2 separate regions of the Homo sapiens genome follow, and region 2 is linked to region 1. Evidence: read pairs that join two places in POLR2A ChIA-PET (ENCODE). Cell type or tissue: endothelial cell of umbilical vein. All regions are shown on one strand. Links, peaks and the distances in the headings refer to the core of each region. The heading gives the core; the rest is flanking DNA. Region 1 overlaps GORAB-AS1 (GORAB antisense RNA 1). Region 2 has its middle 60 kb from the start of GORAB-AS1.

Region 1 (5,394 bases), core at 314-5,313:
CATAGCAAGCAAGCAAAATCTGATAAAAATACCACTGAAATTATTGCATATCAACTTAGGTGTGTCCCCAGCCTAATTGGAACATATTATGCCCCAATGAGGAAATCTGGCAGCATTGAGTTCTTGGACTCCTTCCTCTGAGAAACTCTTTTGGTTGAGTCTGGTTGATTCCACCTGACAATCACCTTCACAACTCATGTCAGGAGGCACCTCTTTGGTAAAACCTTTCATGACATTTCCAAACTCCAGGAAGAACTAACAGCTTGCATCTCTGTGCTTAGTGTGTTTTATATACCGGTGATAAATACTATAAAGGATGTTTCCAAATCTATCTCTCCAGCTAGATTGTGTGTCATTGAGGGTAGCAATTCTGTTTATATTTTTTAATAGAGGCAGTGTAGCCAGTTAGGAAGAACCTGATCCTCAAAGCCAAACCCAATTTCAAATTAATTTCACTGCGGTGTGTTGTGTTGCCTTGAATAAAGTACTTAAAGCTTAGCCTCAGTTACCTCATATGTGAAATGTGTCTAGTAATGCCTTTTTTTTTTTTTAATGGAATCTTGCTCTGTCACCCAGGCTAGAGTGCAGTGGCACAATCTCGGCTCACTGTAACCTCCGCCTCCTGGGTTCAAGCGATTCTCCTGCCTCAGCCTCCCAGGTAGCTTGGATTACAGGCATGTGCCACCATACCTGGCTATTTTTGTATTTTTAGTAGAGGTGGGGTTTCACCGTGTTGGGCAGTCTGGTCTCGAACTCCTGACCTCAGGTTATCCGCCCGCCTTGGCCTCCCGAAGTACTGGAATTACAGGTCTGAGCCACTGCGCCTGGCCAGTAATGCCTAATTCTATAGAACTTTTTGAATAAGTACAAAAAGGTCCTCACATATTTCATTTCCTTGTATCTTAATTAAACACTATTGCCTACCAGAAACATAGAAACATTCAATATTCTGATGTTCTTGGACCTAGACTGTCCGGGTAACTTAAAGTCTGTTCTCCCTCTTCCAAAAGAAGTTACCGCCTTCTCAGTAAGGATGGCCTGACAGGGGCCTTGGTGATAGCCAGACTTCATCACTGAGTATTTTCAGAGAGACCACAGAGTCAACTGTTCAGGAAACTATAAGAAAGGATGCCATCTCTATGTAGAAAGCTAACTCAGATGATCTCATTCATTCAACAGATAGTTTTGGAGTACTTACTGTATGCCTGTCAACTGTGCCAGATGCTATGAAGATTACAAACTAGTGAATGACAAAGATTTTAAAGTTAAATTAATACAAAATTACAACTAAATAAAGTATTATGAAGGAAAGAAATAAGAGCTGAGATCCTGAGTTCTTTTCCAAATCTAACCTATATGATTCAATGTCTACATTTTCATGAAAGTAGAACATTGACCCACAAATTGCAAATGGAAATTCCAACATCCTTTGTAAATGTGTTCAACTCTACTTATTTAATCTTTTGTTCTATTCTTCCTGATAGCCCATCTAGTCAAAGTCTTCCTCTGGTGGCACAATCAGCATCCCGGCGTCTACGCAGATGTTGTTTCTTTTACCTGGAGCTTACTCCATTCCACAACCTAAAATGTTGTTCATCACCCAGAGCCTAGTTCCCCCACTTGTAAAATGAGCTGGTGAGACTAAATGGTCTTTAAAATTTCTTAGTTCTAGAATACTTTGGTTCATTTAACCTTGCCAGTGAAGGAAGAGGGAAGATTTTGTTCCCTTCATTTTTACTTCTAAATTGCATTTTCTGTGCTTGGTCATCATGATGTATTGTTTTTAGCTTTTCCTCGTATCAGAACTCCAAACAGAAGAAGCTGGAATGTAGGGCATGCATTACATGAAAAGTGAAATGTTTTGAAAGGGCTTTGAAGTGTTGAATAGGAATATTGTATTAAGAACATTCCACTAAATGGAAGAAACCTGGAAACTGGACAAGCTGTGGATGTGCAGATGGTATTACTAACCATCAGTCAAATAGAGAACACAGGCTATTTGTATAGATCGATATGTCATGTGTCTCTATACATTGGGAGGTACCAAGAAGTTGTCAGCAGTTGTTATTTCTGTATGTATTGCCTCCAAGGAGAATAATCAAATTGCCTGTGTTATACAGCCTAGAAATTTCAGTTTAGTCTGTACCAATATGAATGAATCTATTTAAGATGTCTTGTATGAGAAAGGATGCTTTTATAAATGCAAACGGACATAAATGGGTTTGTTTGTGGATGGGTCAGTGAGGGGAGGTGGGAGCAGAGAGGAAGATCCCCTAGCTTAATAGTTCTTTAAAAAATCTTCTTTATTCTAATATTAGACAGTCTACGAACTATAATTATCCAGTGTGCTCCATATCACCCCACGACATTTTACGATTAGAATGTGGGTGAATTGCTCTGCCTCAGCCAACACTAATATTAAAGAACAGCAGAGAGTCCTTTAGGTAAGTCTAAGCATGAATCAGTCAGCTATTGGAGTATTTCAGAGGGGTGTTATTTCTCAGAGATAAGGGAACAAAGAGGTCTTAATATCCGGCTCAGCCAAGGCAGGAAATTGCCTACTTCCTGAGCCAGTGTGGTAGAGGCTGTGGGATGGGAGCCAGATATATTGGAGGGAGGAGGCAAGTAAGTGCTGGAGACCTCAGGATTTTATTGTAGGGCACATGGACTTTGTATGAGAATGTCAAAAACTCATTTTGTCTTTAGCACAGGAAGATGCTTGGCAAAGAGTTAATGACACTAAAGAATTCTTACAAATGTTATGGATGGGTGTTAATTTTCACAGATAGGCATTCATTGTCAGATGTTTATGCTCTCCATTCCTGAAACTCCTCCTGTCTGTGGTATGTGCCAATTTTTTAATTTTAAAGACTATCAATTATCCTGTTAATCTTAAATTCTATTATAAAAGTGTAAAGTACCGGGTTGACCTTACATCCTAGTCCTAATTACATACATATGTTTTTATAGACCCCTATCCAACCCCATTGACACTAACAAACTAGTTTGCAAAGCTCTTAACCTCTCCTGCTTTCTTTCCCTCATTTGTCAATCGAGAGTGTCAAACTAGATGATCTCAAAGGTTCGGATTCTAAAGAAATGTAGCAGAAATTCCATCAAGTACAAGGCTGTATAGTCAGAAAAGGATTTAGAATCCTAGATACTTGAGTTTAAACCTCTGTACCTCCTATTATCAGATGTGTGACATTGTGAACATTCTCTAATCTTCTCAAACTGGTAACAACACTTGTTACTGGAATAATACCTGAATTAAAAAGTTGTCTAGAATTAAATGTCATAGGACATTAAAGTGTCTGGCAGACATGTATTTAGTAGTTGTTCCTTTTCCCTTCCTTCTCTTCCTTTAGTGTTATTGGAATTAATGGATTTTACTAGTTTTTATTAGAAAAAGAACCTAGATTCAGATAGTTGTATTAAAAGAACAGAAGAGAAAGGTTAATTTACAGGATCCAAAGATGAGTTGAATTTTAGCAAGCAAAAATCAAGATGAAAGTCTATCTATGTAGGGAATAATGTAATCAAAAGTATAATAGCACTAACAAAAAGGTGTATATGGGGAATACACCATGGTGTCTGTTGATATTGAAATGTAGTGGCTGGAGTTAAAATATGTATTCTATCTATCTTTCTATCAGTTAATTTTTACTCAAATGTTTGTATATTGTACACAATGTTCTACATCATTTTCTCTTTTAAAAACATTTTGGTGATCATCTCATATCTATATATGAAAATCTTTTTTATTTCTTATTTACTATTCATAATATACCATTATATGTATACATTATAATTTCTATAAGCAGTATTCTGTTGATGGATATTTAGAAGACTACTATATTTTGCTTTTATAAACAAAGTTGCAATAAATAATCTTGTATACATTTCATTTTTTATATGCATGAGTAAATCTGTAGAGTATATTCTAAACGTGGAATTGCTGGTTAAAGGGTATGTGCACTTATAATTTTGATAGGCATGGTCAGAATGCCCTGCAAACAGATTTTATTTGTTTAAATGTTCACAATCTATGTATAAAAGTGTTTCCTTCAAATCTGAATTTATTTTAATATATTTAAGAGCTGTTTATATTTTCTTTCCTATGATCAGTTTGCTCACATTCTCTGCTCATTAATTTACTGAATGGTTGGGTTTTTTCTTATTGATAAATAGGAGTTCTTTATGTATTAGAGAAATTATATCTTTATTTCTTGTGCAAATATTTTCTCACCATTTTTTCTTGATTTCAATTTTATTGTGAGTGTTGCCATGTAGAATGTTTTCTTTAAATTTTTTGTACCAAGTTTATCAATTTTTCAGTGACCTCTGGATTTTGTTTCTACTTAAATTTTCTCACTTGAAAGAATAAAATATTTTTCATGGCTTTTTTTCTACTACTTTTATGATTGTATTTCTTATACTTAAATATTTGATCAATTTTAGATTTATTCTGGTAAACAATATAAATCTAAATTTATTTTTTTTTCAGGTAGTTACCCAGATTTCCCATAATGTTAGTATATAATCCATATTTTCAATGCTATTTTGAAATGTTCCTGTATCTTTTACTATGTAATTATATGTATTTGAATCTATTTCTGGAATTTCTTTTCTCTCTCATAAGCTTATCTGTCTATTCATGTACAAGCATCTTTTTTAAAAAAAATCTGTTAAATTTTTAATATATTTATAATATGTATTAAAATGTGATAGAATAGCTTCCTTTTCTTGATTTAGTTTTTCAGAAATTTTCTGGCAATTTTTACTTGCTTATTTTTCTGATGATCTTTAGAGATTAGCTTAGTCTTATCAACCCTCTCAAACAAATATATCAAATTTATAAATTAAGTGAAATTGACACTTTCATATTTTGGGGGTATTTCTTTGCAAATACATGGTATTCCTTCCCAGTTGTTTAAATGTGTATGTGTTCATGTGTGTTTATGCTATGTGTATATGTGAATATATGTGCATATTTTGTGACTCTTAGGAGCATTTAAAAATTTTCTTCACTTCTTATTTATTTCTGGTTAAGTGTCTTCCTAAATTTTTGTTGTTTTCAGATTTGATCTAATAAGAACACAGCTTCATGCCCAGGAATTACATATAAAACAGGTGTCTTAGTAGAGTTGAAATGAATAGTTTGTAATAAAGGAAGGAAACAAATCTAGTTTAAACAGGTAGAAAGATACTTAAACAGACCCATACAAGACAAACACAAAAATTACATTTGATACTCATGAAAAGGGGTAATGCTAAAATACCCCTGGTCACCCACTAGATTGGCAAAGATCATAAAGTTTAATAGCATACTGTGCCGATGAGGGTAAGTGACAGGCATTCTTATACATAATTAGTAGGTGGGTACGTTGTTAA
Region 2 (5,394 bases), core at 270-5,269, 98 kb before region 1:
GCCTAGGTCAGTAGATCTTAATCAACAGCAGCAACAGCAACCTAGTAAAGTCTTGTACCCAGTGTGACGTAGGCTTCTTCAGGCATAATGTGTTTAACGGACTCTTCCTAGCATTCCTGTCTATAAAATATACTCTAACCATAGAAAGTAGTTGCATATGAAAAATCTAAAAATTCTTGTTAAATCAGTGGCTATCAGATTTATCATCCACTATGAAAATATCTCTAAATTAATTAAATTGGGTCAAGACCGAAATAAATAAAGCATAACTCACCAAGTTCATTATAGGTATTGACAAACACACCAGTTTCTCCTAACAGTGTCTTTGAAGGAATGCTTGAGTTTTGCTTAGTTACTACATGAAAAAGATAAACAGGTAAAGGGGGGTACTCCTAGTCTCTAATTGTTAAATTCATGATTATTTTGTATTTATTTGTTTGAATAAAAGGGTGATTGATGCAGTAAATTTTCTAAGGACTTGAAAAAACAAAGGAAACCATTACAAGATTAACTATCACAAATCACTTTTTAATTATCAGATGCCAATGAAAAAGTCAATGATTCACTTTGGGCCCTTGATTTTGCCTAAGTCAGGATTCTAGCTAGTATGAGAATGATTGAGGCTGTAGACCACGGCACTACTGGAAAAAATACCCAGCTCTTTGGGACTCTGTCATCATGGGGATTATGGATGCCAGGGGCTCTGGCAGAGTTTGGACCTGTTTTAGCCTTGCAGTCACATTTCAGTGGGGGCCTGACCAAGGAAATGTGGGAAAGGTGTGTCTTCCTTTTGCCTCTGTGAATCTCTGCTGACGTTGGCCAGACAGCTGCCAGGGGCTAACGATGTGCTTCAGATCTTCATCCTGTGGCCTGTGAGGTAAAGGCAGCACTTTGCTAACAACCAAACAGATGGACATCTCTCAGCAAACAACCAGACCGTATTCTACTCTGGCTCAGGGATCAGAATCAACCCTGCTGATTTATTTTAAGACTTTGCCAGTGGGAATGGAATTTAAAACAGTTTTTACGTCCAAATGCCAAATGGGATTTGACACACATGTATACATTCAGTTTTAGGACCAGGGAAATTCCAGGGCCTTGGAACTTGGGGTTCCCAGTAGCTCCATTCTCCTTCCAAATGCTGACTTCTTTGGCCTCCCCTACAAGCATTACTATGCGTTATCCCTGCCACAGAAATTCCATCCATGGACGATGGTGAATATTACAGATTTCTGTCTCCCTTTAACACCTGGCAGCCTAGGAAACAAACAGCTAAATTGAAGCTAACTTAAGTTGATTTCCTTTAAGCCATAGAAATAAAATAATGCATTTTTTTTACCAAGATATAGTAAATACATAAATATACTAAGGCTTTTAGTCACCTCATGTTGCTTCCAGAAGCCAAGCAAATGTTTTTCTGGTATTCATCTTAGGAGTACATTGTTTCCAAAGATGCCTTATGCTAATCTGTGTTAGTTATGCCTTACTTTCACTTTGTGAGCTATTTCAATGTTGTGATATCCATTTTACGAAAAGAACAGAACACCTATTTCCCTGTGTTTCTACTTTTCCATGTCATGTCCCACCTACACCTACATTAGTACTAAATTGACTTCTTCCAGGACGTTTGCCAAGTGTCTGTCTAAGTTTTTTCTTCCCATCTGCCAGGGTGCTCCCTGATATTGACAAAGATTGTCTCCAAGCCTTCTCTGCCCTTCCTTGGTTTGCTTGTTCGTGTTTTCCCAGTCTGAGGTTAGACTGACTATGGGGCTTTCCACAGAAGAAGGGGTTTGGATAAGCCAGCAGTTTAAGCAGGTTTTATGATCAGCCAGTGTAATAAAATGCATTCAGGGGTCACCCGAGAAACTTTAATCAGCACCAGGGGTCACTGGATAGCACTTCTAGACAGGAGAGAAAGAAATGAGGAACAGAGACTCAAAGAGGAGGAAGAGTTGGGGGAAGGGGATAAGAATAGAAGGTTCTCAAGTTATCTGAAATAACTTTTAAAAATAATCAATGTGTTTTGCAATCAGAAATGGTAAAAAGAGCCATAATTGCCCAGCGGAAACTAGAGATCTGCTGCAAATTCAGATGAGAATTTTACCCAAAGCTTAATTTTTTTCCCCTCGTGCAGTTTTGCATGAAAGTTTGGCCTTATGACTGGTCTCGGGATGGATATCAGATATCTCACCCTGAAGGGAGAAACATTCCCACCAAATCCTTCTCTCCTGAAAGAAAAAAAAAAATTCTGCATCCAATAATCAGAGCCTGGGCAGACAAATTGGCACCACTTTTTTTTTTTTTTTCCTCCAGCCTCCCTTTTATTTTCTGTGAGAAATAAGACTGCAGACTTGAGTCACAATTCACAAATATTTGGTAGTATTATGTTGCAAGAAACTGAGGGGGAAAACCAGAAGGTAATTCTTAAAAGCTTTGCCTTCACTCATGCAAACAAACTTTATGCTTCTCAATAAATCTCCTGTTTTGTAAGTGGCCATTAAAATAACAGATCATTTGATTAAAATTCTGTTTTCTTTTCACAACAGTCATTTGGAATTTTTTGGGACCTCCAAATGTGGTCTTGGCCATGATGTCATTAGCATTTTATTAACGCATTCAAAAGGTTAAAAGCTCTTAGTTTTTATAGGGCTTTTAAAAGCAAACATTTGATTGTCTCTTGCATAAACTGAGTCTGAACCCATTAAAATGTGACAACAACTTCAGAACTGACCCTGTTTAAGGGTAAAAAATTGATCAAGGATTTGCCACATTTTTAATTGCATTCAGTGAAATGAAAACTGAACTGATGCCAATATTTGGGAATGAAAAGAATTAAATCCAGTCCAACACCTTTCAAAATAATAATGATATTTTTTAAATTGGGGTTTTTCCCTTTTAGAGTTGAATGATTCTTTATGGCACAAAAATAGTTTATAGTTAGAAAAGTTTATTTTTCCCTCTCTAGTTCAGTCACAATGCAGTCAGTCTGTCATTAAAAATAAGATGGAAAAATATTTTAAATGTATGTTTCAAGCATCCTGGCCTGGAAGAAAAAAACTGTTCAGGGCAGCAACAGTAAATTTGCCTTTGTTGTTTATTTGGATAGAAAACCATCTGTGGCTGTATAGATTTGGAATTATGTTACCGAACTTTTAGAACTAAAGACTCTTATTTTTAAATTAGGCACCTCGGAGAATTATGTCATAAATCCACAATAAAATAATAAAATCAGTGGTACTGGAGCATATGTAGCCATTTATTGTTATTTTCCACTTTGCCTCATTTTCATCATATATATTTTTAGATTGGATTGCCCCATCCCATTGAATGATCTTTTGTACACAAAATAGAAAATTCCTGCCCTCCCATCCCCCAATTTGCACTCTAAATTAAACTATATTAGCTCCATTCTATTTTTTTTTCTATTTTTGCCTCACTGATTATGAAGAGTTTTCTACTTTTCTTTATTGTTCTTATTCATTAATTTTTAGTGACATTTCCTATTCTAGTACACTCTGTTTTTCAGGGCATATTCACTCATTTATTTATTTATTTTTTATCCCTTACAAATGAACTACTGAAAAACCATCTTCCTGAGCCTTTCTCTTAATTGCTCCTGTGTTCTGAGGCATTGGGGGAACTACATAACTAGCAGGAGCCGATCAGCAGATAAGCTTGCATAACACGCACTTAATTATACAAACAAGTCTTTCTGGAGAAAGTCTTCTGACAATTACCTCCCGAAATAAATATACCTCAGTGACTGTCAATAGTAATAAAACCCACACAATCATTTCTTAAAGCTTTTATTGTTTGCCTGTAATTAGCATGTTGATGTGATTAAAGCTACGTTTGACTTTTGATAAACCCCAGACTCCTATAGATAACATTTCCAGCAGTTCAAAGCTGCTTTCATTAGACGCGATATTTATCTGATTTGTAACCAATCAATTGGAAATAAAACTTTCCTACGGCATGCCGTTAAAAGAGCCAGCAGCAGCCCTAGTTTCCTCAAGCCCCTCTCCTAGTCTAAGTCCTTGAACGAGATGGATTCCATATGGTTAGGAGAAAGGGGCAGGAACTGGAAAGGTATAGAATGTAGCTCTGCGAAGAGCCCCTTTAAATTCACTGCCTTATTTCTACATGCTGCTGTTGGAAGGCTCGGTAACTGCTGTAACCAATTTTCTTGAAAAATACACTTTTGTGTGGCAGCAGAAGAGCCTGCAGAACTGGGGTTTGTTAAGGGCATATTTGCGATGTTTACTCAGTTTCCATATTTTACAGTTTATGTCCGATTCTTTTATCAGACCCTTTTGATCCTGATTTTCACTTTGTGCTCTTTGACCTTCCCCCAAGTTATTTCTCCCTCTATTTCCATACTATTCCCATTGTATATATTCTTCCTTCCCCGCTTCCCTCCCTGTCTTCCTTCTCCTCTTCCTTCCTTCCTTCCTTCCTCCCTCCCTCCCTCCCTCCCTCCCTCCCTTCCTTCCTTCCTTCCTTCCTTCCTTTCCCCTTCCCGCCTTCCTGGCTTTTGGTTTTTATACATTTGTCTTCTATAACAATATTTAGTTTGCAACCAATTTAATTTTCCTTGTGCAAAATTACAAAACTCTACATTCTGAAGTTTTAACAAGTACATTTTCAAAAATTTATCCAACTTAGCAAATATGCCGAAGATGTGCTAAAGGTCCCCAAGTGTTAGAGGAGTGCTGAGCTGCTAACAGCATCCCTACATTATCACTGTTGTGACGTTGCATCCTACATCTTTTCTGTGTAATTTTGCCACAAATGCATTTATTCTTTTCTCGGTAGAAAGAATAAGGAAAAAGGAGAGAAAGAAAGTCAATCCACCTTCAAAATCTGTATATATTTATTCAAAGCACTTCTTCTCTCTTGCCCTCCATACTCACCAGACATTTTATATTTTTAGAAATGAAATAGGGGAAGGAAAATATTTTCTATAATGGAACTAGTGTTGACATGCAAACCTTTATGGATTTCCAGCCATGCCTCATTAAAATCTCTCTTTAAATGTATGGTAAACATGTGCATAAATGTTATATATGCTATGCTTTTAAAACGGTTTTAAAATGAATGTACACAAACAAAATATTTTATTGCTATTAAAACAAAAACATGAAATCTATATCTGTGAAGCCATTTACACTAATCTGAACATGTTCAAAGGCCTTCCATTTGTATTTAATTGTACAGTTTCTCAGCACTCATTTCAAATGTTTTCTCAAACACTGTAATTTATAACTTCATAGATAACCCCATATAATTACAATTTTACTTAAGCACATATGTCTTTGCATTGATAATTCAAGGGCATTGTCTTGAAAATGCCAGTTCTTTCTAATCTTAAAATGACGTTATTTATGACATTAA

Evidence for each region. Peaks named below come from ENCODE experiments on the same cell type or tissue, not always from the same donor. Only the 100,000 strongest peaks of a DNase experiment are listed, where the experiment ranks them.
Region 2: POLR2A ChIA-PET joins it to region 1 with 6 read pairs; 2 of 35 experiments call an interaction of 5 or more read pairs at or near these places.

What each region holds. Positions count from the first base shown.
Region 1 is chr1:170,491,730-170,497,123 of GRCh38, reverse strand. The region is part of intron 1 of GORAB-AS1 (GORAB antisense RNA 1); the gene reads left to right. Among named protein-coding and RNA genes, the nearest start is that of GORAB, 38 kb to the left of the region's middle. In endothelial cell of umbilical vein, for the core only: no CTCF peak of the experiment used is centred there; a DNase peak (open chromatin) is centred at 2,553; H3K27ac peaks cover 480 bases.
Region 2 is chr1:170,589,882-170,595,275 of GRCh38, reverse strand. No RefSeq gene overlaps it. Among named protein-coding and RNA genes, the nearest start is that of GORAB-AS1, 60 kb to the right of the region's middle. In endothelial cell of umbilical vein, for the core only: no CTCF peak of the experiment used is centred there; no DNase peak of the experiment used is centred there.